4 separate regions of the Mus musculus genome follow, and all the other regions are linked to region 4. Evidence: chromatin loops called from intact Hi-C (ENCODE). Cell type or tissue: left cerebral cortex. All regions are shown on one strand. Region 1 has its middle 61 kb from the start of Gm47415. Region 2 has its middle 23 kb from the start of Gm40552. Region 3 has its middle 110 kb from the start of Gm35326. Region 4 has its middle 73 kb from the start of Galc.

Region 1 (8,000 bases), 140 kb before region 4:
TTAAAAGCTCCAAGTCTCTTTAAACATCAACAATCTCTTCACTGTGAGAACCTATAAAATCTGAAGTAAGTTATATACTTTCTTATTTCCAAACAGAAGAACCACAGCACAGTTACAGCCAGATCAAACAATGCAACAGCGCAGCCTGGCATATGGAGTTGCTCATGCTCCTTTGGACTGCAAGGGGCTTGTGTGGCCCACCCCTTCCACTCCAAGCTTCTCCAGCTCTGCCACCCATAGCGCACACATGCATGCACAGGGACCTGCAATCACACACAAAGAGGGGAGTGGCGCAGGCTGGCTCCACTCCACAGCTGCCATTATCCTTTATGGTAATTGCACAGTCCCAGCATCTCCACTATGCTCGGGTGTCCACTGAAACTGAGGCTGTACCTTTACTGATGACTTCTAGCCTCTCTTCAGGGACTCCAAGTAGTCCACGTGATACAAAGCCTCTGTTCTTCCCATGACTAATGCAGCATTGATATTTCGCAAGCCAGTACAACCTGGGAGACCCTTAAACATTGCCAAGATCTGCTTCCAGCTTAGCGTGCAGGCATGGCCCTAATTTGACCACAGCTTCTGTTTGTTGGACCTGAGGAAATACTTTCCAGAAGATTTCCCCTCAGTGTTGCTGCTCTCTTATTAATCACAGGCTATTCTTATCCCCAGATAACTAGCATCAATTCTCCAAGAAAAGCAAAGGCTTCATTTCCACAGATTCTTAATCTATAATACAATATGAACAGCTCTGATACGGTCTTTGCTTCTGGCTTTACAACTTCACAAGCCAGGTCTCCATCACCTGCATCTCTTTCAACAGTCCTGTCTTCAAAGTTCCCAGAACTGCTCACTAGGTTCTTATCTTACCTTTATAGCCCAAAGCTCAAACCTTCTTCCACAGTCCCCCCCCCCCCCCCAAGCAACATGGACAATTCATCAGTATCCAGTCTGTGTTCCCAATTTCTCCTCTAATGCTCGTCTCCGTTGCTATGGCAAATGTCATGATTAAAAGCAACTTTGGGGAGAACACAGGGTTTACTCCAGCTTACAGGTTCTAGTCTATCAGTGAGGAAGCCAGAGAAGGAAACAAGTTCCTACCTGGAGGCATAGAGTACAAACCATGCAGGACTGCAGCTTACTCTACTGCCCCCTGTGACTTGCTCAACTAACTCCTTAAATATAGCCCAGGCTCACCTGCATTGGGGCAATATGGCCCAGAATGGGCTGGGTCTTTCTAAATAATTTAGCCATTAAGAAATGCCTCCCACAGGCAAGCCACAAGCCAACTCACTGGCAGGCACTTCCTCAGTTGAGGTTCCTTAAGTTCTGGTATATTTGGGTTTGCAACAAGTTGACACACTATGACACTACCTGACCTAGAAGGAAGGTCAAGTTCCAAGGTTGGGAGGCCCAGGACTTGGGGGTCTGTGTTTGTTAAAATATATAGAGCTTCCAGTCCAAGTGCATTCTGAGAACATGGAGCTAGCAGAAACCCTCTAGGCCACTTGGAAGATATGAAGACCCACATAAAACTAGAGAAGGTTGCAGCCCCAGAGAGAAACAAAATGAGCCCACATCCTCTGATAACAAACAACGGGAGGTTAGATGCTAGGGCTGGGAGAGCTTGAAATAATAGTCCCATAAAACATTTTTTATGACTTTTTCTGTGTTTCTCTTCCATAACAGACAGTAGATTCCTTGAGGGGAAAGAATATATGCTTTTCATTCTCTGAGTTCCCAGAACCTGGACTCTGCAGACACATTAAAGTTAAATGTGTGCGTAGGTTCATTTTGTGGTTTTCATAAGTTCCTCATAACTATGTGCACGTTTCTTCAACCCTTATGAACCCTGAGTCAAACATAGGGAATACCACTTTACAAGTGGAGAACTGAACTCTTAAAGACATCAAATGGCTTTTCTAAAACTAAGGAGACTTGTCTTTGTCTTCAGCCTTGACATGCACATCCTACCACCATCACAGCATTCACCAAGGAACCATACCTCCGCATACCTTCCACCTCTTATAGCTGCCATTCCCACACAGCAGACAAGAATGTGGGAAGCTTCATTGTGCTGTCATGATGAGACATGGGTGTGTGTGTGGCACAAGGACTCAAGTCCCTACTGGAATAGAGAATACGTGCTATGAAGGTGCTACTACACAAGCAAGATTATCTCGGCAGGTGATACAAACCAGGAAGGGAGTCAACTCAGAGAGATGGGAGAGTGTGTGTGGTGAGTAGGTGAGCAGTCAAGAAAAGGCTCTGCAGATACACATCTAAACCAAGATCTTCAGAGAGCCTAAATGACCTTGCAAAACTCTGGTTAGAGCATACCGGGTGAACAGCATGTGAAGTGTTCCTCGCAAGCATGAGCTAGGCATATGAGAGATAGAGGGAAGGGAGAAACCTGGACACATTAACAAAGTCACAAAATGGGAAAGTGGAGATCAGATGTGGAGGCGCTGTGTGACATGTAAATTCGAATGAAGACCATAGAGTTAGCTCCAATAGAGCAGCCAAGCATCTTGGCTTATCTATTTAAACTACCTCAATGTCTGCAGTGTGAAGATTAGGGGAGGGGCAATAACTCACAAAAGCACTGGGCTGTATTTCTCAAGCAAGAAGAGATTTATTTAATACAGGGAAAGAGAAATTAATTATTCTTGGAAGATCTGAGGAATGAGGTCAGAAAAAAATACTCCATCCGTTTTCAGGAAATTGCCAAGCAATTAAGCCATTGAGAACAAAGTCCTTGGAAGGCATTAATAGAGTTCACAAGGAATCTAGCTAGCTCCCAGCAGAATTGGTTATCTAAGAATGAGACCTACGCCCCTTAACTCTGATTTCTTATCTCATGATGTATTCTTTTCCCATGACATAATTATTCAGTTGGATGGGAAAACCATGATTCTATTCTCCTTGGAGTCCAGTCAATGGGTCACTCACTCATCAAAGGCTCAACCATTAGATCACTCAGTCTTGTACTTGTGTTCAAAAGCTATGATCAAAACAAATTCCTTTTTTTATATAAATTACATAGCCGCCAATATTTACGTACAGCAAGAGAAAAAAAAGATCTAATACAATGCCTTTAGCATGGACTGTCCTTTTTGCCACTCTAATCCCAAATACCTGGCAGGATTCCAGACATGTGGCTAGCCCGAAGTTTCTCCTATCAACAGATCAGAGAGGCAGTCTGGATTACCTAGAACAAACATCAAAGTGCAACCAAGCTACTCCAGGGTTGATCTGAATTCTTCAGTCATATTAGAAAAATAAAAACAAAACAAAAAAAAAAATCTGGAAGTGAGCTTCTTCAGGACTAAGGCAAGGGGAAACAGCATTGTCTTGTCTCCTTCTGCACTGCTATTGGCAGGTGTTATTAATGGGTAATTTACAAGTGTATAATTTACAGGCTATCTATGGTGTGTCCAGAATGCTGATTCAGAGGGCGTGGGTGAATAATGAGGTGTTTATGGGACATTGTGTGCAGTTTTCTTCCAGATTTGTAGTATTGGATTCTCAGCAATTACTAATGGCTCCCTGGCTGCTCCTCATCTCTCAGGCTGAGGAATATGGATTCAGACAAGATCCCAATCACTTGCATCTCAATAATTAGTTCGTAGCTGACAGTGTACTCTTCGGTCATGATCATATGATGTACTTTTTCCCAGCAACCCCAGCAAGGGCAGATGGGAAAACAACCCCTTAAAAAGCCGTTGGAACTCGGGAAAAATCTACTCTCCTACAGCTTGGCACCGAGTCCATTTCTCCCCCTCATTTTTTATTTATAAAACCTCATTTGCATGAAAACAAGATCCTGCTTTTATCCAAAGGCATTGTCAGGCTTACAGCTTCCTGCAAGTTTTCTAATTGTGGAAAGAATTTTAGGACCGATGAGAACTCAGATTAGAATCAAAACTCTTCAGAAATAAGTGAGTAAACTAGTTGAAATTCTAGGCCCAGCTCCACCACTAACTCAGTAAGGGATTAGCATTCCGAATGGAATTGTGGTCATTTTGGCGGATTGGTTGGTTTTGCTTTGTTTGTTATTGTTGTTGCTTGATTGGAGGGCTCATTTTGATTGCTTTAGAACAGGCTCTCGCCAAGTTGACCAGGCTGTCCTTAAACTTACTTTGTTGCCCAGGCAACCTTAAACTTCTGATCCTCTGGCCTCGGCCTCTGTAATAGCTAGGATTACAGTCCTTTGTCACCAGGAAGTGTCTAAATAATTTGTTTTTTTTTTCTATGTATAACAAAAAGTTGCAAGGAGGTAGCGGTCCCAGGAATATATAGAATATATTGTCAGGCATCCCTAAAATGATGCAAATATTACAAAAACCCCAATTTACATTTTTTTATTATAAAACCTTAGAAAATACAAACATGGCATTCAGAGGCCACCAAGGAATCTAAAACTCAGCATATTCAATTGACAACTATTAGTCTACATATGTTCCACAAAACCTTCCACTTTATCTCAGCTTACCCATCTTCATCAAATGGCATGTGTATTCCTTATAATTATTTCATAACAGCTCCCCTTTTATCACTCTCTTGCCATATTCAGTTCCACAAGGAAGTCCTATCAGTTTGGATACCCCAGATGTGTCTATCCATTTGGGTTTATCGCCCCTGTTTCTGAACCCATCTAGCCCAACTGTGCTTTCTCATCTGTCCCAGTTAGACGTCAATCCTCCTGATTCTGTGCAGTGGAGAACTCCGAGCTGGTCCTTCCCCTACATCCGTAGTCTGTGATATCACCTCAACCCTGTACCAGTTCCCCTTGCGATAAGCACAGAGCAGCCGGCCTCTCTAGCTCAGCCTGCAATCTCTCCCGTGAGAGCTCCCCTGTACCTCAACCACTCTACTTCTGTTCTCTAACGCTTGCCTCTTCCTACACCTAGAGCCCTTCCTCTAGGTTCTAAGTAAACATCTCTTTTTTACTTGGGTCTCAGCTTAGAAGCCATTTGCCCTAAACCTAATTTCTTGGTCTAAAATTAACACAGCACTCTACGCTAATATAGTCCTTATTTCACAGCCTTTAGCCTCATTCAATTTCAATTACTGCTATCCAAAAATGAAATGCAATAGTTTGCTTTTTTATTTTTGACTATACTAGCATATAGTAGGTTTTCAAAATGTATTTGTTGAAGTGTGTGTGTCTGTCTCTCTGACTGTGTGTATCTGTCTCTCTGTCTCTGTGTATGTGTCTGTCTCTCTGTCTCTGTGTATGTCTGTCTGTATATGTATGTGTGTCTGTCTCTCTGCTTCTGTGTATGTGTGTGTCTCTCTCTCTTTGTCTCTATGTGTGTTTCTGTCTCTGTGCATGTATGTCTGTGTGTGTATGTATCTGTATCTCTCTCTGTCTCGATGTCTCTCTGTCTCTCTCTGTTTCTGTCTCTCTGTCTCTGTCTCTGTCTTTGTCTCTGTCTCTGTCTCTCTCTCTCTCTCTCTCTGTGTGTGTGTGTGTGTGTGTGTGTGTGTGTGTGTGTGTGTGTTTGCTCATATGTGCACATAGGGAGAAGCGTCCAGATTAGCCCGACTGACAAGCCAGTAAGCACCAGGGACCTGCCTGCCTCTGATTCCTCAGCACCAGGATTCCAAATGTGCACTTCCAATCTTGTCTTATTTATAATGGTCCTGGGGATAGAACTTGGGTTCTTACACTCACCTGCCAAACCCTTTACAGACTGAATAATTTCTGTACTCACAACAACTCTATTCCATGAATACTTTTGTTATCTTTAATTGCTTTTTGTTTGTTAGTTTTTGTTTGATTGTTTTGACACAGGGTTTCACTGTGTAGCCCAGGCTGTCCTGGAACTCACTTTGACAGGCTGGTCTTAAACTCATATAAGATCTGCCTGCCTCTATCTACCAAGAGTTGGGATTAAAGTATGCACTGCCCCTGCCCAGCTGCCATCATCAATTTCTATGTGAAACCATCAGACACAGAGACTGACAATTTTGTGCCTGTGAGCCTCTAAAAGCCCCAAGACCATGGTTATAGTCTAAAAAAAAATGTGGTTTCTTCATTATGGTAGTCTTCTTCCTTCATGATTTCTGTTTATATACCCTTCCCTCCTACAATTAAGTTTCTAAGCAGTAAAGTTTGTTGAACACATGCTATGATTAGAAAGATGAAATATTTTAGTATTACTTGCTGAATACATGTTATGATAAGAGAGAAATATTTTAGCATTATATAGAAGTGTCATGAAGGCCTAACTTATCCCCACCATGGTCTAACAAGTCAGACAATTGGTTCCTTAGCTCCTTTGGTCTCAAATGCCTGTTCACTAAGTCCACAGTGCTAACTTGTTCATTTCTCGTGCTTAACTAGCAATCTCACGGATAAGGTAGGCACATTTGAAAAGGAGCCACTATGTCTGCTTGGAGTTCATACAGCAAGCAAGATGAGAACTAGGTATTTACTTGATAGCGATGGAATTGAAGTGGAAAGAAAGGAGTAAAGATGCTAGTGGCTGATGCCCCTGCCTCTTCTCTGTGGAAAAGGGGAGTGAGAGAGATGAGCTTGTAGCTGGAGACTCCTTGCAGAATGAGGAAGCCCACACAGGCCTCGCCATTCCAACTTCTTTCTGCTAAATGCTTTCTCTCTTGGCTCATGTCAATACATCACAGTATCCTGCCTTAGAGAATGGTCCATTTCTGAGGCAACTTCCCATTTTCCAGGCTGACCTAGGTTTACTTTTATATCGAGAAAGGACAATCTCCCCCCATTGTGTATACTTGCGGGATGTTTTGTGGATCCCATAGTCTATCTGTAAAAATGTATTCGTTGGCCCGAAGCAGAGGGGAGGGCGGTAGAAATTGCTCAGCTGGCGATCCAGGTCCCTTCAAACCCTCAACTTCAGTGAGCAAGGCAAAAGTAATGCCTTCCCTCTCCCCCGTTTCCCCTATAGAGATTTAAATCTGACACCAGCAATAAGGCGTCTCCTGCTTACTGTTCTGTCTTCATTCATCACCTCAAACACTTGACCCTTCAACCTTCCCGGCTTGTATCATAATGAAGAGGAAAATTGATGAACAGTGAGGGCAGAGACTTTGCCAGCTGCTGACACTTTTACACCAGGGCTGCCCGTGAGCATGCTCCTTCCCTATGCTTCCCTCCCCATCCTGCCACAGGAATTAAAGGCTGTGGGGAACTTGGCAGAAATGTCTCTAGCACAGTTCTAGTTTGCAGAAGGTGCTACAGCCATGACTTTGGGACGCATCCCAAAGCATCCACTGTCATACATTTTTTTTCTTATAATAGCCTCTATTCAAAGAATTGACAATGTATCGAGAGAGGTGAAAACCCTAGGAAAAGAGGTTACCCTCTGAGAATCCAGCTAGTAAAATATGTGGTATGATTGTGATTAGCCATCTGTGAGCACAAAGGAAAAGCAGCCTGTAAATGTGTCACTAAAGAATTTGCAGACACCCAAATCTCCAATAAAGATGATGGGATAATCTCCGGGAGATGAGTCAAGAATGCAGCAAGCATTTAGAAAGCAGGAAGCTAATGAATTGCTATGTACTCAGCCTGGAGAGAGTTGGGGGAGGGGTGAGACTGACAGCCTAGAGAGCACTTGACACAGGCATCCATAGATAGACACATGCATGTGGAATCTAGGGGAGACAGGACCTGGGAAGAAATAGCCTGCATCCTTTTATAGACTCCAATTTACCTAAAGATCTTGAGGAAATTGCACTAAAATAAACCTGAGCATTTGACTCAGTAACTCGAGGAAAGTCCTGCAAACTGTGTGGTTTATAATTGATAAGGAGAGAGAGTTCTTTCCTCTTCTTCTCGATTTCCTTTGATTGCTTTCCCAAAAGACCTGCTACAATTAGAGAAGATCTTGCCTGCAACGTTTGTGGGTTTATCAATTTAGTCATTCAGAAGTATGTTCGTTGTGTCTCTTTCCCTTCCTCCAGAGTTGTCAGATTGAGAGCAACAGCTGTCTCCTAGCCCAACATGCAAGCCA
Region 2 (8,000 bases), 970 kb before region 4:
AGTTTTCTGTATGATCATCCTCAGATGAGACCCCATCTGTGACTTAATCTATCTTACACTTCTACAAGGGAATATGTAAGTAGATTTGAACATCTGTAAAAACCAGAAATACATATCTAAAAGGATTGGAAGCCCAACATGGTAACCAGTGGTTTTTGGCCTGAGGAGTAGCTTTTTGCCTTCTCCTCATATGACAGAAGACATCAGATCAAGCCAAGCAGATGTTCTGAAAGCCTTTATTTTTTTTAAAATTTTTTTCATTGTAGACATTTACATTTCAAATATCTCCTTTTCTGGTTACCCCTCCACACATTGCCCCCCCCCAACCCATAACCCATCTCCCTCTCCCTTTTGCCTCTATGAGGGTGCTCCTTTATCCTCTCATTCACTCCCGCCTCTCCACTATGACCTCCCCCTATGCTGTGGCATCAAGCCTCCACAGGACCAAGGGCCTCCTCTCCCATTGATGTCAGATAAGGCCATCCTCTGATACATACATATCTGGAGCCATGGAACATCCATGTATACATTTTTGTTAGTGGTTTAGTCCCTGGGAGCTCTGGGAGGTCCAGATAGTTGATATTGTTCTTTCTATGGAGTTGTAATCCCCTTATCCTTCTTTAGTCCTTCCCCTAACTCTCCCATTGGGGTTCCCGGGGTCCTTCCGATGGTTAGCTGTATCTGCATCTGTAAGGGTCAAGCACTAGTAGAACCTCTCAGGGAACAGCCATACAAGGCGCCTATCAACAAGTGCTTCTTGGTATCAGCAAAAGTGTGGGAGTTTGGTGTGTGCAGATGAGATGGATCCCTAGGTGAAGTGGTCTCTGGCTGGCCTTTCCTTCAGTCTCTGTTCCATTTTTGTCCCTGTCTTTTCTTTGGACAGGAATGTTTGTGGTAGATATTCATTCTAATATTTTAGTAGTGTTGCTCATGTCTGGTGATTCTGAGGATCCTGTTAATATGTTGTGATAGTTACCTGTTAATATGTTATTATAGTTACATCTGAACTTTGGAGAAGACACATTAATCCCACAACAATCTATTTTTATGTTGGACTTAAGAGAATACATAATCACCCCTGCGAGGTCAAGGGCAAAGAGACTAGGTGCTTCATCCCTGACCCTCTTCCTCCAAGGTGAGGTTAATCCAGACGGAAGAACCAAGATTGCACTTTAGGCTTATATTCACAGTAAAAAAAGAAATAATTTTTCTTGCAAAAGGAATCTATTTTTGAAAGCAGTTTCTTTAGTACCTCGTACACTAGGTGTAGGCACTTGGTGCATGCTTTGGACTGAGAATGGATAGAAATTCTTTCCCCTTTGTGCCAGTATTTCACAAATCTGTAGATGCTATCTCCACCTTTCACCTATAAAGTCTGGAAAGGCAGAGGTTTGGGTGAAGCTTAAGATGGCCATCCATGCCAACTATCCCCTCTTTGAAGTTCACAATTCTCACCATGGGCAACTCCCTCTTTAAAGAATTACTCTTTTACCCCCAATTCTCCTCCTTTGTGTTTTGCTATCAGTATATATATAAAATGTTTGTGTGCAATTAGGTATTCCTATTCTTATAAAAGGATTGATTTTTCAAAAGCATGGAATGTACTAGAGCTCGTTCCAATATCACACCGTGTATTATACTGTGTAAAAGAGAAAGTGAGAGATGATGTCATTAAAAAGAAAGAGAGAGTGATGTCATTGCTGTTTCTGAGTCTATCATCCTTCTCCTATATCCTTAGTCCTTTCTTTGTTAAACTATTCCAAATTAAAAAGAGAAAAATTCATTATTGGTTTGGTTGAAGTGCCTGTCATCTATCCAACATAGGACAGTTAAAGAAAGTTGACTTGAGTAACGGGGCCTCATATGTTCAGGAAATTCAGTGGATTTTTTTTTTTGCCATCTTCCTTGTTGGAGAAATAATTAAAGGTAGAAGAGCATACGCTCATCAATCCACCTATTTGATGAAGATGTCAGTGGTAAACTGTGGCACATAAGAATGTAAATAGAGACATCTTTCACTCCAAAGGGCCTCAGCCCTCATGACAGCTGCCACGACATCAGTATTCCTTCTTTCTGATGGAATATTTAATTTATAGTAAGTACATTCATTTTTATATGGTACAGATTTCAAATTTGACAAATTGATGCACACAGAGGCTTCTTTGTGTGCTTGTAATTTCAGTGCTTGAGGGAGACTAATGTAGCCCTTGTTAGAAATCTCAGCATTAGAAGTCCTAACTAGGTGGGGTCAACTTGGAAAGAATTATCTCCATTCCTTTTTTCTTACACTCCTGCATAAAATCAAACTCAGTTGTTCTAGAGATCTGTTACATTCAAGAATTTCAAATTGCAAGGATACACTTAAGGAGAGTTTATTCCAATCGGCTCTTATACATCCAATCTTTCTGTGGCTCGTGACCCATGCAAGAGAGCAACCTTTGTGTCCTAGTCACTGGTAGTGTCTTCTATGAACTGTTAGATGACTGTGAGATATAAACGCAAAAAAAATGTACAACACAGCTTTCATACAAGTCACGTGTGCACAAGCTTCTCCAGCCTGAAGCTACTGTGAAAGTTGAGGCTAAGTGGAGTCCACATCCCCGCCTACCACAAGCTATCCTCAGACTGTCTAAGGATGCAGACTTCTCTAAGGATGGGATCTGGGGCACTCCCTGTCTTGTTTATGAGAACTGATACTGCAATGAGCCGTGTCTCAAAACACCAGAGTAAGTTCTGACAGGACACGTATTTATCTTCTGCCAGGTTTATGGTGAGGACATTTTAAAACTTGGCTTCTGAAAACCGCAGCTGAATATACGGCATGAGATGGAGTGAGGTAACATGTTCTGAACAAGAGGAAATTATCTTCAAGTCATGAAGCCGTACACTATACACAATCGTGTTTATACAGACACATCCACGCATATGCTGATGACATAAATTCCTTTCTTTTACTTTCTTTTGAGTGCTAGCAAGGGATTTTGTCAATATTTTAAAGACATTCTTTGCCTTTTCAAATTGTATTTTCAAAATACATAAACCACAATGCTATCCTGTAAAGACAAAATTGGAATATTATTCTTTTTTTCTATATCTCATCTTTCTACAGCTTTCACACTCTATATTCATCTTAACAAACACAAGCACATCCTATATATTTTGCAGTAAAGTGTGATGCCACACAGTGAAAGGTGTCTTGCTGTTACCTGAGGATGGCAATTGGGTCCATTTATTTCCCATTAGTTCTGGTTCTCTTACTATCTTAGATCCCGAGGAAGATGCTGCTATGTACGGATGAAGTCATTGTTCTATTCACAGCTGAACAAATTGTCTTCCTTGCTGGTGCTGATTTCTTTAACAATCTTTGCAACTTGTCAAGGACAAGGAGGGTCAAGAATAGCTTTCCCATTTTAAGCTACATGACAAAACAGCACAAAGTGTCCCATTTCAGCAAGTCTGCATGAAGTTTATTCTTGTCATCGGTGCAATCAAACCAAATCTGTTCACCAGTGCTCAAATGTATTAGTGTTCTACTCCTTTATAATTCAGGAATTAGAGAGCCATCTACTGGTCTCCTCTTTCTAGCTGACTTTTTAAAACAGCTAGGCAGCCATCCCAAATTAGTGATCTCTTTCACTGTACTTTGAGAAAGACAGTGATATTGTCCCTTTCTAAATATGAAGAGTAAAATAGGAATAGAATTATATCTTGTGCAAGTTGAAGAAAACAGAAAATATAGAGTATAGGTAAAATAAAATGATGATTTCAATATGGCAAATCTGCCATATAATTAGGGACTTTGTTTTGTTGTAGACAGTAATAAACAGAAATAACAAAAAAGCATTAAACACTGGGTAGAGCATTGAGATGACTATGGGGGTAAAGTTGCTTACTTCTATGTCTCATTTAAGTTCAATTTCAAGAATCCACGTGCTAGAAGGAAAGAGGCAATTCTTTCATTTTTGTCCTCTGTCTTCCATGTGTGCACTTAGGCACACACATAGACGTATGCATACATACACATGTATAAACACATGCATATATGTCCAAATCAATAAATAATTAAAGAATGGAGATGAATGCTATTTAAAAACACTAGGTGAACAGTTTTGGCAGCAAAGAAATTATTTGGGACTTGGAGAAGGGGGCTCTGAACATAAATGTTGCATAAATGTCTTGTTCAAAAGATCTGTTAGCTCAGAGCAGTGGCTTCTGGCATAGAAGAATGCAAAGGTAATGTATAGCCTCTGTAAGGCTGGCTTTTGCCATTTATTAGTCAGTAATAATCATACTGTTTCTCTTTTTCTGAGGGTAACATGACACAGTAGGTACTTAGTATCCAGTAAATAGGTTGAGTATCTGTTAGTTTTAATAGGATTATCACTCTGTTGGAAATTTAATGATAGTTGCTCCAGGAAGTCAAGCTTATTTTTTGTTTTTTAGATCCATTTCTGCTTAAGTAGACTGATGTCAAGGCAAAGGAGCAAAATTCACTGCAAAGGTTTTTGAAGCACACCCACGTACTTAAGAAATCTTCACCACTTGCAATAGATGTGCAAATATGTTTACATCGTTTGATTCCTTTCTTTTCTCAATTGAGCAGTAAAACATGAAATTCATCCATGAAATGAATCAGTAAAAAATTGATGTGAGAGGCTTGACAATGTGGATTTTTTAAAATTATACCTCCGTTGCAGCACCCCACCTCTCTCTTCTCCTCTCAGTCCCATCCTCACAAGTACCTCCCCTCACTACACCCTCTTTCCCTTGGGAAGCGCTCCTTGGGTACCACCCTGCCCTGGAAAAACAAGTCCCAGCAGGACCAAGAACATTCTTCTCCATTGAGGTTTGACCAGGCAGGCCAGGATCCAAAGGCAGGCAACAGAGTCAGAGACAGCCCCCTGCTCCAAATGTAAAGAGACCCACCTGCAGACCAAACTGCACTTCGGCTATAAATATGTAGGGAGCCTAGGTCCAGCCCCTGCATACTTTTTGGTTGGTTCAGTCTCTGTGATTCCCCCATGGGTCCAGAGTAGTTGGCTCTGTAGGTCTTCCTGTATTGTCCTTGACCCCTCTGGCTCACTCACTCCTTTCAGTCACTCTTCCACGAGACTCCTTAGACTGATGTTTGGCTGTGGTCCCCGCATCTAAACTACTGGTGAAAGCCTCTCAGGAGACAATTATGCTAGGTTCCTACCTGCAAGCATAGCAGAGCATTATTCAAAATTGTACAGACTGACGAAGTACAAGGTGTTATTCTGGAATGACTTGACATAAGTAAGTCATGCTAATGAACACATCCATAGCCACACCAATGAAGTCTTTGTTTAGGATGGTTAAGAATATCAAGGCTCTATTCCCTTGGCTGTCTTCAGGTATTGGGTAGGTGTTTGTAGGCACTTCCCACATATGGTACACAAACATACTTGGCTTATTTCACTTAAAGTAAAAATCTTCAAGAGCCATCCACATTGTCACCAATCCCTTTATTAAGACTAAAAAGTGGTGTTAGAGAAAGGGTCCAGTGGTTAAGAACACCAGCTGACCTGCAAGAAAACTTATTTTGTGAACCCAGCACCTGGTGGCTAAGAATCACTCCAGTTCCAGAGGACCTGAACACTCTATTTTAGCCTCTGTGAGCATTGCCCACGCACAGTACACAGACATACAGCAGGAAAAACATTCATAAAATAAAAATATTTAATTAATTCTTAGACTGTGAAGTGCTCTGTTCTTTTATATCTGTGCATTCGTTGCCACATGCTTAGACAGACTCCATATGTAGATCAATGTGACTCTGTAATGCACATGAGAACCCAGACACAATTTCAGCATTCTGCCTTACTTTCCTTTAGATACAAACACGACAGTGAAATTGCTTAATCATATATTAGCTTTAGCCTCAATGCTTTCTAAAATAGCTTCCAATTTACCTTCCCACCCACAATGTACAAGTTCCCCTTTACTCTGCCTTCTTGCCAACAATTGCTAGCTTTTGTCTTAGGATAATAATCACTCTAGCAAATAGCTCATTGTGGTTTTAATTTGTATTACCCAGTTGATTAGTAATGTTGAATATCTGTGTGTTCTTTAGAGAAATATCTGTTCAGATTGTTTTCTGTATCTCATCCAGATTGCTTGTTTTCTTAAAAATGAGGTGAGTTCCTGACACAATTGGGGTGTCAACCCCTTGTCAGCCCTTTCAAATATCTTCTGCAAGTTTACATACTATTTACTCTTCTGATTCTTTCTGTTGGTGTGCACAAGTGTTTTAATTAGAAGCCACTATATTTGCCTTTTTCACTTGCTTGTCTCTGTTTCAAGTTCACTGAATGAATGCCAAAACTAATATCAAAGTTACTTTTGTTCTACATGTTTTCACAGTAAGTTTGTAGTTTTCCATCTTGACATAAGGTTGATTAATGTATTGTACAATGGCTTTTGTACATGATGAGAGAGTAGGGTAAAAATTCATTCTTCTGCATCATGAGGATATAAGATCAGTTGTCTAATAAATAGTAGATTATCTCTGAGATTTACACTTTATTCAATTGAGTGGGCTGTTTTTATTAGTGTAAATGTGTGTATGCATGTGTATCCTGTGAGATTTTGAACATATATATATATATATATATGAATATATGTTTGAATATACATGTATTAGTCTGCCAGTATGTTATGTATGTATGTATGTATGTATGTATGTATGTATGTACGTGACTATGTATGTATGTATGTGTATATGTGAAATTGAGAAACAATGGTGTGTGTGTCTATATTCTTGCTTTTATGTGCAGATCTTTACATGTGTATGTGAACTTATATTTATTTGTCAATTTGTGTACAATTCTGCCTGTAGAGGGTATATGTGTATGCATTTATGTGAACTTGTATGTATATTCAGGTGTATGCATACTTATGTGTGTAAGTGTTTATATACTGTACTGTGATAAATTTATGCATATTACATGAGAATTTGTGCTTGGATGCTTGTTTGTACTTGTGTGCCTGTGTGCCTGTGTTGTTTTGGGTGTTTATATGTGTGTTTCTTTGAGTGCATTTATCTGCTTGCCCACATGTGAGCATGTTTATTCATATGAATGGCAGTATATATGCTGTGACTATAGGTGCCTATAGGTACATATACATGTGTGTGTTCGTGCCTGAGGAAGTGTGTCTATATGTGGATATATGTGTACATATGTATTTTGTGTATCTGTATGTATTCTTGTTCATATATAACTTATGTGTGTGCATGTGAAACTATGCGAGTTTCTTTATGAGTCTGTTGTACCTAGTTGAGTATTTACATATAAATGCATGTGTATGCATCTATGTATATGCGTTTATTGAAGACATGTTCTTATTTGTGCCTAAATGCATATGTATGTTTTTTTATGTAAGCATATGTGACCGTGTGTGACTGTGCATTTATGTATGTACCTTAATGTGTATGTGTATGCATGCTTGTGTGTTCACATTCATATTTATATGTGTATATGATTGTGTGTATATGTGTTTACATGTGTGTACATTTATGTTTGTATATTTATACATGTATGTGTACCTCTGATATTGCATCTTTTATATTTATGTATTTATATGTGTGTTTGTATATGTATGTGCCTATGTATTTCTATGTATATATGCATTGGTGTATGTTTTTTGGAATGTCTATTTTTTCATGAATGTGTACAGCTATGGATATGTGTATCTTTGCATATGTATATGTGCATGTATATAAGTGTATTTGATCAAATATGCATGTGTGTGTAAGATTATGTATGTGTTTATTGTGTGTGTATATTTGCTTCAGTGCATATAGGTATCTGTAGGTGTTCTTGTGAATATGCAAATATTCATGCATGGACATAAATTTTTCTATTTGCATGTTTATCCAAATAGCATGATGCATTGATTGCTGTGGGTTTTATAGATTTTTAAATAAAATAAATCAAGTTCTCTAGTTCTATTTTTCGTAGTATCTCTTATTGATCTCT
Region 3 (8,000 bases), 200 kb before region 4:
CCACTTTCATCTCCAGAGATCTGGAATTATGAACAGAGACTGGAGTACTGGAGATCAAAACCACACCTAATATAATGCTAAGTAAGCATTATACCAATTGAGCTATGTTCCCAACCCCTGGATATTTATTACTTCATTCATTTATCTAGAAATCTGGGGACTAAAATGTCAACCCCTTATTCACTGGTCCATTCTAGAGTTTAATATTAATCCAACATTCTGTCCAATAGTCTGTAGTAAAAAGTCGATTGGACTGTTTGCTAAATAAATTTTTATAACTAAACAAGTTTTGAAGTCTTATTGAGAAGAGACAGCATGTAATCCAAAACAAAGACACACATGTTCAGTCCACCATAAGGAACTATGTGTTATATGTATATACCAAAGTGTTACATGTGTCTGTCTACTTGTTATCAACCATGTGGGGTCTGTAGAATAGCAGGCAGAGATGAAATGCTGGAGATGCAAAGGAGACATAAATGAAGAAAAGACTTGGGTGATAAAGGTAAGAGTACCCACACTTCACAGAGAAGATAGAAAATCCCCCTGTTCCTAAGCAGCACATAAACAGCAGGCTGACCCTGCGATGGAAGATAAATATATTACCCCCAGTGAAGCCCTTGAGCTATCCACAGGGAAGATGTGAGATAAGAAACTGAGGCCTGAAGAAGTTAAGCAATTTAAACAAGATTATTTAACTAAATAGTGGAGCACAAACTCAAATCCTGTCTATTCGTGTCTATTACATCATAAAGAGTCCCCTTGAAGTTTGAGTCACAAAAGTAGTCAAGTTCTTTGACTAACAATAAATGTAGAATCTATAAGAAGGATATGTTTCTGATTATAACTGTATATGTGTATGACTAAAATCAACTACAAAACTCCCTAATTGTAACAATTCTAGACAGTAAACATTTGGAAGCAGTCAGCCACTGTTAAATGTGTTTGAGTGATCTGATTTCTTATACTACTTGCACTGGAAATGTGGCCTTTTTACAGCATCATTTGAGTAGCCACTTAGAGACAAGCAATAGGCATGTGTGCTGGTCTGAATATGCTTGGCCTAGGAAGTGGCACAATTTTGAGATGTGGCCTTGTTTGAGTGGTGTGTCACTGTGGGCATGGGCTTTAAGACTCCCATCCTAGATGCCTGGAAGCCAGTTTTCTCCTGTACAAGATGTACAGTTTCCTTCAGTACAAGATGTAGAACTCTCAGCTTCTTCTCTACTGCCATACCTGCCTGGACACTGCCATTCTCCTGCCTTGAATCATCAATGAACCTCCATTCAGCCAGCCCCCAATTAAATGCTGTCCTACCAGGAGTTGCCTTGGTCATGGTATCTGTTCACAGCAGTAAAACCCTAATGAAGACAGCATGCCATTAAATCATTTCTTAATGAAGGTAGGATGGGCATAGGATTGGAGAAATGTGTTAAGAGGTTTAGTTACATATGAATATCATACAGTGTGCTTATACTAACTTGGCTTTGACATCACAAGAGTGCATAATAACCATTGTTATATATGTAGTCCATCATTGGCCTTAAGGCCATTGTAGAGTATATGACTGCATCTGAGTCCACTTTAGTGGAGTTATATAAAAATCTGTTTATTCAACTCTGAGTTTGTAGAACTTGTACAAACCTCCAACAATTTATGAAATTACACCTTGATTAATACTCTTGGTACCTCAAGTTGAAAGAAGGCCAAAGGGAAAGAAGCAACATCCTCAGGTTTGGTGATGTGGAAAATGAACAGTTGGAGCAAGACCAGCACCGTCCATCTCTTATACAGTAGGAACAGTGCCTCAGAGGGTCTAGTCCACTGATGGCTCTGAAGTATGTGACACCAACATGAAAAGATCTTTATCATGCACTTTGAAATTACCAAGTATAACAGAATGTGAGGGGCATGAGGGATAGTAATTTGGAAAGCAATTGTTTTTTCAAAAACAATTTTTATTAGATATTTTCTTCATTTACATTTCAAATGCTATCCAGAAAGTCCCCATACCCTCCCCCAGCCCTGCTCCCCAACCCACCCACTCCTGCTTCCTGCCCCTGGCATTCCCCTGTACTAGGGCATATAATCTTCACAAGACCGAGGACCTCTCTGCCCATTGATGGCCTACTAGGCCATCCTTGGCTACATATGCAACTAGAGATACAAGCTCCGGGGTACTGGTTAGTTCATATTATTGTTCCTCCTATAGGGTTGCAGACTCCTTTAGCTCCTTGGGTACTTTCTCTAGCTCCTTCATTGGGAGCCCTGTGTTCCATCCAATAGATGACTGAGAGCATCCACTTCTGTATTTGCCAGACACTGGTATAGCCTCACAAGACACAGCTATATCAGGGTCCTGTCAGCAAAATCTTGCTGGCATATGTAATAATGTCTGGTTTGGTGGTTGTTTATGGGATGGATCCCCGGGTGAGGCAATCTCTGGATGGTCCTTCCTTCAGTCTCAGCTCCAAACTTTATCTCTGTAACTCCTTCGATGGGTATTTTGTTCCCCCTTTGAAGAAGGAATGAAGTATCCACACTTTGGTCTTCCTTCTCCTTGAGTTTCATGAGTTTTGCAAATTGTATCTTGGGTATTCTAAGTTTCTGGAATAATCTACTTATCAGTGAGTACATATCACGTGTGTTCTTTTGTGATTGGGTTACTTCACTCAGGATGATATCCTCCAGATCCAAAATGGAGTACAAAGCTAAACAAAGAATTCTCAACTGAGGAATACTGAAGGGCTGAGAAGCACCTGAAAAAAATGTTCAACATCCTTAATCATCAGGAAAATGTAAATCAAAACAACCCTGAGATTCCACCTCACACCAGTCAGAATGGCTAAGATCAAAAATTCAGGTAACAGGAGATGCTGGTGAGAATGTGCAGAAAGAAGAACATTCCTCCATTGCTACTGGGATTGCAAGCTGGTACAACCACTCTGGAAGTCAGTTTGGCGGTTCCTCAGAAAATAGGACATAGTACTACCGGAAGATACAGCAATACCTCTCCTGGGCATATACCCAGATGTTCCAACTTGTAAAAAGGACACATGTTCTACTATGATCATAGCAGCCTTATTTATAATAGCCAGAAGCTGGAAAGAACGCAGATGTCCCTCAACAGAGGAATGGATACAGAAAATGTGGTACATTTACACAATGGAGTACTACTCAGCTATTAAAAACAATGAATTTATGAAATTCTTAGGAAACAGTCTTATCAAGGATAGTTCTGATGTTTTCAAGATAAGGGACAGAAAACTGATTAGGAGAAAAAGATGTCATAAACAAACAGAAGAAACCTAGTTAAAGACAGAGGACATAGTAAATAAAATAACTTGGAAAGTAGAAATGGGCAGTACTTGATAATTTATTAGACAGTACTTTTACAGCTTAGTGAACGGTGTCTTTTGTGACTTCTATCTTGGAGAAATTCCAAGGGATAATTCAATATCACATCTCTATCCATTTAAAAAATATTTATCAAATGTTTGTAACCACCTAGAATTTTATCTTTTTTCATTTAGTACATGATTAGAGAAATTCTTTCAGAGATTTAGACATTGAAAGAGAATGATCATTGAATGTTATACTACCTTGGCCACGAGGTGCTTTGTAAGAACCAACTTTCAGCGTCCGATTCACCTAGAAAGAAATTGAGGCCGAGAAGCTCTAAGTGTCTTCTCTGTGGACTCATGGGATTGTATGTTAGACATCACATTCAAATCTAGGTCTCTCAGTCCTCAAATCTCATGCCACCCTCAGAGGCTTGCCACAATCATTGGGCATCACATGGTTTCATCAAAATGAATACTGAACCAAGAACTTCACACCCTCCACCCCCATGCTCTACTGTTCTCAAAATTATCCTAACCATGTGTCACATTTTGTTACAAATCTGTTCATTTCAAAGGTGTGTGACTCTTTGAAAATGTTTTTTTTTCTAAATTGAGCATGCATTCTACACATCTTATTGTAGTGTTATAAAAATATCCAGTACTAACTTGCAAAAGCTAATTGTGTGCCCTCTTCCCCAGCTTTGTATTTAGTGACAGGCATGCTGGTAGCTTGGATCCAATCCTTAGATGATTGTTTATATTATAAAAGTTAAAAATAGCTATAAATCTGGTTTCCTATCAGTTTGTTTTAAGATAGTCATTTGCTAAACATTTACCAGCATTACCACTGTAGTACACAAAGATACAGATATATATTGGCACATGGAGATTATTGAAGTCTTTAAAATTCCTTCTCTAGTAAGAGTAAAGTTTGGGTGGATAGATAGATAGATAGATGAATAGGCAGATAGATGATAGATAGATAGATAGATAGATAGATAGATAGATAGATAGACAGACAGATAGATAGATAGGTTAAATGATATAAATATATAATATGGAATTTTAATTATATTTTTCCGTGTGTGTATGTATGTGTGTGTGTCCACATGCATGCATGTAAGTATTCACATGTGCATGCATACACAGAGAGAAACCTGAAAATGGAATTGAATTCCCAAAAACTAGAATTACAGGTATTTATGAAACACTTGATATGGCTACTAAGAGACTTTGTGTTCTCTGTAAGAGAAGTATGTAGTCTTAATCGCTGAGCAATCTCTCTAGCTCTGTCTTAGTATATTTTTGGTATTACCTATGGGATTATCAGAAAACAGTATTATCATTATACTAACTCCATCCATTTGTGCCCATGGTTTGTGTATATACTAACATATCCAAGTTCTGCCATCCTGGTCCTGCCTTCCTTCTTTCTGATCACTTTCATGAATCTTGAGCTTTAAAGCCAGAGCCTGTGTTAGGGTTGCCTTCTTTAGGCAGGTGTGTGGCTTGGGAAGAAGAATTTGTATTTATTTATTCTTAGCGGGATTCCGGGATGGCCCCTTAACAGTAACTAAGCCACCATCTTGGAAATACATCTACAACTACCATTTTATGTGACAATTTCATCTGATCACGATGTTGCGTGATTTCCCAGCTGCGAGGATTGAATGAGTAGAATGGCTTTTTGAATAATGCAACTCCAAGGGCATAGAGATGTTTTTCCTGGAATCATTTGTATTTTATGTTAAGTGGCTATATAGTAGCACGAGCAATCTCTTTCAAAGTAACTAATGCTACAGTCAAAAGAGACTTTCCTACCTCACGATGGAGAAACGAACAATTATTCTTCCTTTCGGTGGAGGAGAAAATGGCGTGCTTTTTGATAAACAATGCAGACATGCATTAGCTCAAAACAGTAGAGTCAAGGAAAGCATGAATGTTAATTTGTAATATTTTGAGAGAGACATGTCTATGGCAATCAGATGATGATTTACCAGTAATTGTGTCATGATATTGTTAGCACAATGTTAGCATATTGAATCTACAAACAGCCCACAGAGCATAGCACAGCAAAGTTATCAGCAGCCCTTTAAAGCAAATCTCTCTTTGAAGAAAGACAAAGACCTTAAAGAAAATTATATGAGAAGTCGCAGAGGGTTGAGGAGCTTACAGGTACTAGCTCTTTCTAGATAGCTGGCATCCAAAAGACACAGCCTGGCTGGAATTGCCATAGCGAGTACACCTTCAGCTAAAATCCCAGTACAACCCTAGTTGCGAGGACTGATGCTGGCTTTCTCAATCCTTCATGAATAAGGAGTAAGGTAGAATGGAAAAAATGTTGTGGTTTGGAGAAAGATTTGGAAAACCTGGGGGATTTTGTAAGTCGAGAAATTTACAGCTACATTTTCCAAACCCTATAAGTCATTTGTGGGTACAGGTAGTTATTTTTTTTAATCCAAGAAAGTAGACATACAGCTGTTAAAACAATAAATATTCCTTTTCAAAAATATCCCATATTGACTGCATTATAGGCACCCTGGAAAGGAGCCCTCCGTCTGCCACGTTGCATTTGAAAGGAAAGGTGGTTGTGAATCACAGACGTGGTTCATGTGGGTGTGTAGGAGAGAGCCCTGAACTTCACAGTCTATTCTACATCTCCTAAGCCATCCTTTATCATCACCACCACCACCACCACCACCACCACCACCACCACCACCACCACTACCACCACCACCACCATCATCATCACCACCACCACCACCACCACCACCACCATCATCATCATCACCACCACCATCATCATCATCTCTATTAGCAGATATTTTCTTTATTTACATTTCAAATTTTATTCCCTTTTCTTATCCCCCCCACAAAAGTAAAAAACACCCTTATCTCCCCTCCCTCTGCTCACTAACTCACCCACTCCTGCTTCCCTGTTCTGGCATCGAACATTCACAGGACCAAGGGCCTCTCCACTCATTAATGTCCCACAAGGCCATCCTTTGCTACATATGGGTCTGGAGCCTTGAGTCCCTCCATGTGTACTCTTTGGTTGCTGGTTTAGTCCCTGGAAGCTCTGGGGGTACTGGTTGGTTCACATGTTTTTTCCTCCTATGAGGCTGCAAACCCCTTCAGCTCCTTGAGTCCTTTCTCTAGCTCCTCCATTGGGGACTCTGTGCTTAGTCCAATGGATGGCTGTGAGCATCCACTTCTGCATTTGTCAAACACTGGCAGACTGTCTCAGGAGAGAGCTATACCCAGCTCCTGTTAGCAAGCACTTGTTGGCATCCATGGGTTTGGTAACTATATATGGGATGGATCCCCAGGTGGGACACTCACTGAATGGCCTTTCCTTCAGTTTCTGCTCCACACTTTGTCTCTGTATCTCCTACCATGAGTATTTTGATCCCCCTTCTAACAAGGACCAAAGTATCCACACCATGGTCTTCCTTCTTCTTGAGCTTCATGTGGTCTGTGAATTGTATCTTGGGTATTCTGAGCTTCTGGGCTAATAACCACTTATCAGTGAGTGCATACCATGTTTGTTCTTTCGTGATTGGGTTATCTCACTCAGGATTATATTTTCTAGTTTCATCCATTTGCCTAAGAACTTCATGAATTCATTGTTTTTGACAGCTGAGTAGTACCCCATTGTGTAAATGTACCACATTTTCTGTATCTATTCCTCTGCTGAAGGACATTTGGATTCTTTCCAGCTTCTGGCTATTATAAATAAGGTTGCTATGGAATACTTCTCCATTGCTGGTGGGATTGCAAGCTGGTACAACCACTCTGGAAATCAGTTTGGCGGTTCCTCAGAAAACTGGACATAGTACTACCTGAGGACCCAGCTATACCACTCCTGGGCATATACCCAGGAGATGCTCCAACATGTAATAAGGACACATGCTCCACTATGTTCATAGCAGACGTATTTATAATAGCCAGAAGCTAGAAAGAGTCCTAAGCCATCCTTAAAGAAGACATATATGGTATAATGAAAGGAGCTGTTTATGGGTCTCCTACCAAGCCTTTTTCTTTCACTTGAGTGTACATTCTGCAAATGTACATTTGTGAGAGAAGCCACTTTCGCTACTGGATCTACTACAAGCACTTGTCTCCTTTCCAATAACAGAATTCCAAACTCATGTTTTTCCAGGTCATCCACCTTCTGTCAGGCAGGCACACAGAATGGATCGAAATGTATTGGTTATTGTTCTCAGACTTCTTGGACCCACCATAAGCAAACATCCTGGAATGGGTGGCTTAAAATGTGTTTTCTCACAGTACTGGAAGCTAGAAAGTCCCCGATTCAGGCTGATTGTTCCAGAAGCCAATCTCTATGGACAGCTGAGGGCTTCCTGTCACTGTCCTCGCCCAGTCTTTCCTCTGTGCCTGCCCAGCCCTGGTGTCTACTCTTCTTATTATTAGGATACTAATACTATTGGTTAATGGCCTCACACTTATTTGCTGCCCCATAATTACCTCTTTTAAAGGTCCTGTCTCCAAATATAGTTTAATTCTGAGCTAGGGCTTCAACATAGACATTTTGGTGGGCAGTATTTAGTCCATAACATTTTTCCCTTCACTATGCAATCGGTGAAGGGTTAGGAGTGAGAGGTAAGAGTATATATTTTCTGCTTAAGATCAGAA
Region 4 (8,000 bases):
TCAGGGGATGCGCACATGTAGTTATATCGTGTGTGAGTCTCGTTACCTTAAAAACAAGACAAAAGTATTTCTCACATTTTCATTTGCCCTCTTCTGTTGATAGCAGGCTTTTATTGCTATCAAAAACCAAATGGCCAGCAGACATACAAGTAGCATTCTATGGTCTGAGAAGGTTATATCTATGTAGTTATGAATGTGTGTGTATGTGTGTGTGTGTATGCATATATTTATTTATTTATTCTTTGAGTCTGTGGAGTGTAGCATGGTGCCTGTATTTTATGGCTAATATCCACTTAGAAGTAAGTACATACCATCATACCATGCATGTCCTTTTGGGACTGACTCCCAAATTCTTATATGTAATCAAAGCCTCAATGTTCTCCCTCTGGGTTCTCTTTCGGCTCTTTAAGCAACAATAACTTCAAAACAATAACTTTAAAATAATCCAAGTCTTTGAAAGAGAGCAAGAAGGCAAATGGGAGGAAATGGAGAAGGTACATGATATAATTATATTAATCTCAATTTTTTTAAATCATTGTAAAAGCTAAATAAAATCTCCCAAAACAAAGCTCTAGGGCATGGGTATTAAAATACCAATTTTCTATGGACCCTCCAGGCTTTTTAGAAGTCCTGAAAGGTAGGATTATGGGAGCCGTCACTATCAAGGCCCTACATCCCAACCCCTGCAACCCCACAAAATAAACAGATACAATTCTGAATAGGACATTATGTTAAAATGCAGAATGTAGAATGATGCCTGTGTACACTGATGACAGCAATGTCAACACGCACCTGCGTGTCAGTAAAGAGCTGAAAGAGAACCCGAAGGGAGAACACTGAGGCTCTGATTACGTATAAGAATTGGGAGTCCGTCCCAAAAGGATATGCATGGCATAGACTCACTTACACATGAGTATTCGCCATAAAACATAGGATACCTATGACACAAAGAAGCTAAACAAGAAGGAAGGGCCCAAACAAGGAAACTTGAATTTCACTGAGAAGGGGGGATAAAATAGTCATAAGAAGCAGATGGAGGGAGAGAAGAAGGAAGGAGAAATGATGGGGGGGATGGGGGATTCGGGATCAGGTGTGGGGAGGGACAGGAGAGAAGGGCAGATGACCAGAGAATGAAGAGAAGTCTGCCCCTGACTGCGATGGGGAGGTGGGAGCACTTTAAGGATGAGACAGAGACCTGGGATAAGGGAGGCTCCCAAGAATCAGGGGGGGATGACCTTAGCTGTGACTCACAGCATTGGGGATATGGGATTTGAAGAGGCTACTTCCAGTAGCCAGGCAAGAATCCCAGCGAAACGATAGAGACACTAACTCACCCACAAAACTTTCAACCCGAAATGTATCCTGTCTACAAGAAGTGCAGGCATGGGGGAGGGAGCAGAGACTGAGGGTATGACCAACCAATAATTCACCCAACCTGAGACTCATTCCATGGGCGAGCACCAGTTTCTGACACTATCAGTGATACTCTTTATGCCTGCAGATGGGAGCATGGTGCCCTCTGAGAGGTTCCACCCAACAACTCACTCAGACAGATGCAGACACCCACAGCCAAACAGTGGATGGAGCTTGGGAACTCTTAATGGAAGAAGAGGAAGAAACATTGAGGGAACATCCTCTAAGGGGACAGCAACTCCACCAGAAGACCAGCAGAGTCAACTAACCTGGACCCTTGGGGTTCTCAGAGTCTGAACCACCAACCAAAGAGCATAACATGGGCTATACCTAGGCCTCCCTACACATATGTAGCAGATGTGCAACTTGGTCTTCATGTGAGCTCCAGAAACTGGAGTGGGGGCTATCCTAAAAGCTGTTGACTGCCTCTGGGATGTATTCTTCTAGCTGGGCTGCCTTGTCTGGCCTCAGTGGGAGAAGAAGCACCTAGCTTCACAAAGACTTGAAGTGCTAGGGTGGGGGGACGGGGAAAGGACTGGGGGACTGGCTGGGAGGGGGGCAGCAAGTGGGATGTAATGTGAATAAGTAAAAGTAATTAAATTAGATTTTAAAAAAGAATTGGGAGTAAATTACATTTATTCTTTGATTTCCTTTGTTATAATGATTCTTACAGAAAATGATAATCCAACCTATCGGGTGGGATGAACACATTTGATCTACTTAACATTCCTATCTTCAATGATTAAAATAAGTAATTTTTTTCATTCTAAAAAACTATAGGGTTTATCCCTGCAACCTTGTAACAACAGCACTCATTTGTTGAATACTTAGTAGCTGCCAGGCTTGAGGCAAGCACATCACATGTTACATTATCCCACTTCACCTGCGCAATACCCATAGCATTGCAATACGCATAGCATTAGTAGACTAATTCTTTTAACACATGGGAAACTGAATGCCCAAAGAAATCGCATTGTCCAAAATCTAAGAGCCAACAAGAGTCAAGCTGCAGATTGCCTGCTTGGCTGTTGACTCTCATAGAAGAATTCTGACATATATTATACAATACGTCCCAAAACAATCACATAAAGAGTGTCAGGAAAATAAACTTTGGGTAAAGTTTTTCTACCCCATTTAGCAATATAAGCTTGTCCCAAAGATTCATTTAGACAGTTTATAGTAGTAATATACATACATACATACATGCATGCATACAAGCTGAGGACCCAATCATGCTTCTCACTCTTCCTGGTTCTCCGATGTATTTATTAGGTGCCAGGAAACTAGGTGGTGCTTATGACAGTGGACTTTTATTGGGTCTTAAATAGCTGTGATAGTGTCCTTGTGAATTTTGCATGTGCATCTATTTTCATTCTGGAAATCTCACTCACGGGAGTCCTCCACATAGGTTTATCTGTATCCTGTCTGACTCATGTCTAATGACTGGGCATCAGCAGCAGGGACTGACCCCACCCAGGACAGTGGGTAGAGATGGGTGGTGTTGACCCTGTTGTTATAAGATAGAAATGCATGGCTGTAAAGCCATGTGAGGTTGCAGGGAAAACACTGTACTGGGGTCTCGTCATTCAGCCATTCAGAATCTCCCATGGAAAACCTCATCTTACAAAACCAGTGTTCTAGTCAGTCTACGTAAACGAAGCCACCTTTATGGAACTGCACTCTCCTTGTTGGTTGGTTGTTTAAAGACCAAGCTTCCTCATGTAGCTCAGTGTGCCCTTGAACTTGCTGTGTAGCCTAGGCTAGCCTCTACCTCATGAACTTCCTGCCCTGTTCTCCAGAGTAACATGATTGCAGGTGTGCACAACCATGGCAGCTATGAACTCTTCCTTCAGGTCTCTAAATCAAAGTGTTGTTGAAAATGAGCTGGCATCCAAACCACTACAGAAACCATGCCCTCCCCTCGAAATTTCTGTGCGCTAAAATGAGGCTAAAGAGGAAAATGGGGAGATAGAAAGTCCTCGCAGGACGACAACCAGGCAGGAAATCCAAGGTAAAGGACCAGTCTAGATTATTTGCTGAGTTAAGAATGGAAGGTAGCCATGCTTGGATAGTAACGGAATTAACACTTGGCATTTGTGTTTTGCTAGGACTCAATGGAGACTTAAGAAGAGGCCCTGGCATTCCCAAACTCCTTACAATCTAGATGAGATTGGCTGTGACTCTCATTTCATTTTAGCCTTCCATAGACTGAGTCCATTCCTTTCTACCATTTTGAATTCAGGATTGCTCCTGCTGAACCAGCTCTTTCTACATGACCATCCATCCTATTGTGTGATGTCATGGTCCTCCTAAGGAAAAACTTGGATTCTTGCTTCTACATAAACTGTTCTGTTTCTCTGCTTCTGTCTCTGCCTCTCCCTTTCCCTGTGTGTCTTTCTCTCACAAATACCTATTCACCACACATGTATATCCTTGCAACCATTCATGCGTGCAGATTCATACACACACACACACACACACACCTTATACATCGCTTTGAAAAACATGCTTTGGGAAGCTCAACAAATTTAATCAAAGACCAGAAAACTTAAGAGTGACATCACTAAAAGCCAGCCCCCGAAATGGGCAGCTGCCAATGCTGTGCACAACACTCCTTGGGTGTCCCCACCTCCAGCAGGGCTACCTCAGTGGACTTTGGACATCATCCCAGCCCATTTCTCTTTTACTTGTTCTCTAGTATCAAGGTCTCATGCACAGATAGTTCTAAATCCTTTCAGTCCCCTAGACTCCTGCAAGCCCTCAAAGCAAATACTTTCTGAAAATAGCTCCCTTCCCAGGAATAACTCTAGTAGCAGATCTAAAATAATAATAATAATCTACCATCTACATTCATTTCCAATTAATTTTTCTATGACTTGATATTTGATGGCCAGGACAATAAGGATGTGCTGTATTCCGGATTTGGCAAATCCTGGCAACGAAAACCTTCATTAAAGCAATTTAAGGCTATTCCATCTTTATGAGCGTTTCACTAATATAAAGCACTTTGCTGGCTAGAGTTGTGTTAAAACACAGGGGTCCTGTATATTCCTTGGCCTAGAACTGAAACTACCAAGAGGCCCAGCTCCTTTCAAGGATAGCTGGACATCTACCAACAACAAAATTTGAAGCCTTGAAGACAGATGTTCAATAACAAAGAGGACTGTTGGTGGAAGGCTCCGAGTACGCTGCTGTGTCAAAACAGAGAGGGCTGCAGAAGACTACATAGCGAGAACTAAAGAAAGTCTTGCCAAGCAGAAGGGATTTCAAAAATAATCAGTAAGAGTGGGCATAGAGGGGACCAGCTGGGGTGTCACTTTCAAACCTCAGTTGAGCATGCCAGGAACTGAAATTGAACAGAGTAGGAAAAAAATAGAACCAAGTTGTCAGCAGATGCAAGCTCAGAGTACCAGGTGTCATCTTCACACAGCCTAAAGAGGGGAAAGGAAGGGGACAACCCAGTATCCTGAACCTAGGACCTGACACGCTGGGCCAGTTCAGGTCAAACCACTGGAGACGATATACAAAGAGTCTGTCTCCTAATGCCTCTGTTTGCCTGGGTCATCCTGACTCCCCTCTGCTCACGCCCTAATTGCTGTCAACACACCTACCCACTCATTTCTCATTAACAGAAGTCCAGCCCTGCTTTTGCTGTGTCTGTGTGAAAGCCAGTAAGCTTCTGACACTGCTCAGGGCAGCAGCTGAGCCACGTCTACCCAGGCAAGAATAAAATACCTCTGTCTTAGTGAGGGGACTCCAAGATTTCACCCATCTTGCCCAAGGGAACAGACCAAAGGAGATAGAGCCGATGTGTAGGTGTATGTATAATTATATTTTAGTTTTGTCAGATTTTCAAATTGACTATAGAAACCATTCTCTCCTCCTCTTTCTCCCTCTCCCTCTCCCTCTTCTTTTCCCTCTCCTTCTATATATAATTATAGAAAAAGAGGCTTTGAACATGGGAGGTATTATGGGGAGACACAGGATGCACTGGACAGGGAGGACATGGGATGGGTCAGAGGAAGGAGGAAACAGAAATTAGTAAAATTAAATTAAAATTTTAAAAAAACAAGGGGAAAGGATTTTTAAAAATTTAAAGGAAAATTTTAAGGAAAAAATTTTAAACAAAAACAAGGGGGAAAATATTGCATACACGCCAACGACACCCAGACTTGCAGCCCCAGGCTCCTCCATGACAGATGAGTATCTCCAACGGCCATTCACCATCTTACTGGGTGTCTGGGTTACAGTCTAAGAAGTGACAAACAGAAGCTTTGGTCTTCTACCCCAACTCTGTTCCCCTCGCTCACCCTTGGTCATCTCAGAAGAAGAAAAGCCATTCTTCCAAAGGCAGGTAAAAATCTTTTTTTTTTCTTTTTTTTTTAATTAGGTATTTTCCTCATTTACATTTCCAATGCTCTCCCAAAAGTCCCCCATACCCTCCCCCCCACTCCCCTACCCACCCACTCCCTTTTTTTTTTGGCCCTGGCGTTCCCCTGTACTGGGGCATATACAGTTTTCGTGTCCAATGGGCCTCTCTTTCCAGTGATGGCCGACTAGGCCATCTTTTGATACATATGCAGCTAGAGACAAGAGCTCCAGGGGTTACTGGTTAGTTCATAATGTTGTTCCACCTATAGGGTTGTAGATCCCTTTAGTTCCTTGGGTGCTTTCTCTAGCTCCTCCATTGCGGGCCCTGTGATCCATCCAATAGCTGACTGTGAGCATCCACTTTTGTGTTTGCTAGGCCCCGGCATAGTCTCACAAGAGACAGCTATATCTGGGTCCTTTCAGCAAAATCTTGCTAGTGTATGCAATGGTGTCAGCATTTGGAAGCTGATTATGGGATGGAACCCTGGATATGGCAATCACTAGATGGTCCATCCTTTTGTCACAGCTCCAAATTTTGTCTCTGTAACTCCTTCCATGGATGTTTTGTTCCCAATTCTAAGAAGGGGCAAAATGTCCACACTTTAGTCTTCGTTCTTCTTGAGCTTCATGCGTTTAGCAAATTGGCAGGTAAAAATTTTAAGGCCCTCCTTGGACTTTGTTCTTTCTGATATGCCTTAAGTCTGGACCGTCAGAAAAGCTTGTTTCATCTACCTTGTAATTATATCAGAATCCAACCACTACCACAATGGTTGCTGACCACGGGGCCAGTCAGCATTCATTGGTATCTGGACCAGTGAAGGAAGCTCCTGACTGCTCTCCACGTTTCTGCAGCATGCTACTCCAGAAAGACACTTTCCATCTGTCTTTCTGGGCATCCAGTCGGATCATTTTGCTGCTCAGCACTTCGGAGGATTCCCCTCTCACCCAGTATGAATTCCTACACCATCTGGCCCCTGCTATTTGTTATTCCTTAGAATTACTAGAGCTTAGCCACAACCTGCCATATACCTTATACACAGAGATGAGTAAACGCATCTCAAGGCACACCGTAGCTGTGTAGCACCCCCCAGGGCAGCCGCGTGCTTCTTATAGAGATCCTATTGCAATGCAGGCATGAGCAAAGGTGCACTCTTGCACTAAACTTCAGTCACTATCTCAACTATGCCACTATCAATCTGTCTCCAAGACTATTAAGCTCAAATTTGGCAAGACCTCCACTGAGTCAGTTTAATAAGACTCTTCTCGCCTTTGATATCATTCAAATTCATCATCGAAGTATTTGGCCTGCTTTTCAAAAAATTCTCTTAGGCTGGCTTAACACAAATCTCCTTTCCTTGATAGTCAATCATGTTCCTCTTGGGAGTTTTCTATTCCCAAGACTCATTCTGCTGTATTTGTCTGAGTAGTTCCACAGCAAAGTCTTTCCCCTTACTGTAGTAACTTGAATGCAGGCTTCGTGTCATTTTTAAACAAGCAGCCAGTGCAAATTTTTCCCTTACACCGTTAATTAGCAGGCTGTCCATGGTGACATCCTTAAGTGGTTCAAGGGCAGAGTTGAGTAGTTAAAACAGAATGCATAATCTTCAAAACCTAAAAGATCTACTCTCTAGCCACTGAATCCTATGATGTTGATTGTGAATGCCACAAAAAAAAAAAAAAAAAAATAGAAAATTTGTAGATGCTTGGTAAATAGTGATTAAATAAATACTAAAAATGGGATAAAATTACAAAGTAGCAATTAGGTTCCTGACAAAGGAATCAGGTTGGGACATCCAAGTAAAGACTGCTTTACTGCCATGATTGTAATAATACAGTAGTAGACACCTCTCTCTAAATATGAATTTAAAGTCTTTGATGCTACAAATAGTGTCTGCTTCTGAAGGAAGGAGACGTGAGCTTATTTTCAAGGAAGAGCATACTTTAATTTAGGAAAAGTGTCCTACTCAAATATAAATAGTGTCCCATCTGGCACTATCAGGAACTGTGACAGCTGAGCAACCAAATGCTTATGCCCTGATGCTATTTCATTTAATAGGGCAAATAGGGAGGTGTTTCTGTAGAGCTGCAGGTTTTATAGTAAGATGAAGTGAAACTATTTCTTCCTCCTCTCTCTGACTCTCTGTCTCTCTCCTCTCTTTCTCTCTCTCTTTCTCTCCATCTCTCTTCTTCCCCCTGTTTTTCCCCTCCCCATGGGG

The links. Hi-C counts contacts between places; a loop is a spot of excess contacts. Peaks named below come from ENCODE experiments on the same cell type or tissue, not always from the same donor. Only the 100,000 strongest peaks of a DNase experiment are listed, where the experiment ranks them.
Region 1: it touches region 4 in a loop (6-fold over the local background); 2 of 42 quality-filtered maps call a loop at or near these places.
Region 2: it touches region 4 in a loop (6-fold over the local background); 3 of 42 quality-filtered maps call a loop at or near these places.
Region 3: a loop joins it to region 4, with 7 times the contacts of the local background. A loop is called at or near these places in 5 of 42 quality-filtered maps.

What each region holds. Positions count from the first base shown.
Region 1 is chr12:98,043,165-98,051,164 of GRCm38, forward strand. No RefSeq gene overlaps it. Among named protein-coding and RNA genes, the nearest start is that of Gm47415, 61 kb to the right of the region's middle. In left cerebral cortex, no CTCF peak of the experiment used is centred here; DNase peaks (open chromatin) are centred at 3,781, 4,824, 7,200 and 7,500; H3K27ac peaks cover 2,334 bases.
Region 2 is chr12:97,215,167-97,223,166 of GRCm38, forward strand. No RefSeq gene overlaps it. Among named protein-coding and RNA genes, the nearest start is that of Gm40552, 23 kb to the right of the region's middle. In left cerebral cortex, a CTCF peak has its summit at 3,581 (motif pointing left); DNase peaks (open chromatin) are centred at 2,670 and 3,423; H3K4me3 peaks cover 240 bases; H3K27ac peaks cover 1,490 bases.
Region 3 is chr12:97,979,734-97,987,733 of GRCm38, forward strand. No RefSeq gene overlaps it. Among named protein-coding and RNA genes, the nearest start is that of Gm35326, 110 kb to the left of the region's middle. In left cerebral cortex, no CTCF peak of the experiment used is centred here; a DNase peak (open chromatin) is centred at 3,830.
Region 4 is chr12:98,182,611-98,190,610 of GRCm38, forward strand. No RefSeq gene overlaps it. Among named protein-coding and RNA genes, the nearest start is that of Galc, 73 kb to the right of the region's middle. In left cerebral cortex, no CTCF peak of the experiment used is centred here; DNase peaks (open chromatin) are centred at 4,724, 5,046, 6,783 and 7,814; H3K27ac peaks cover 1,759 bases.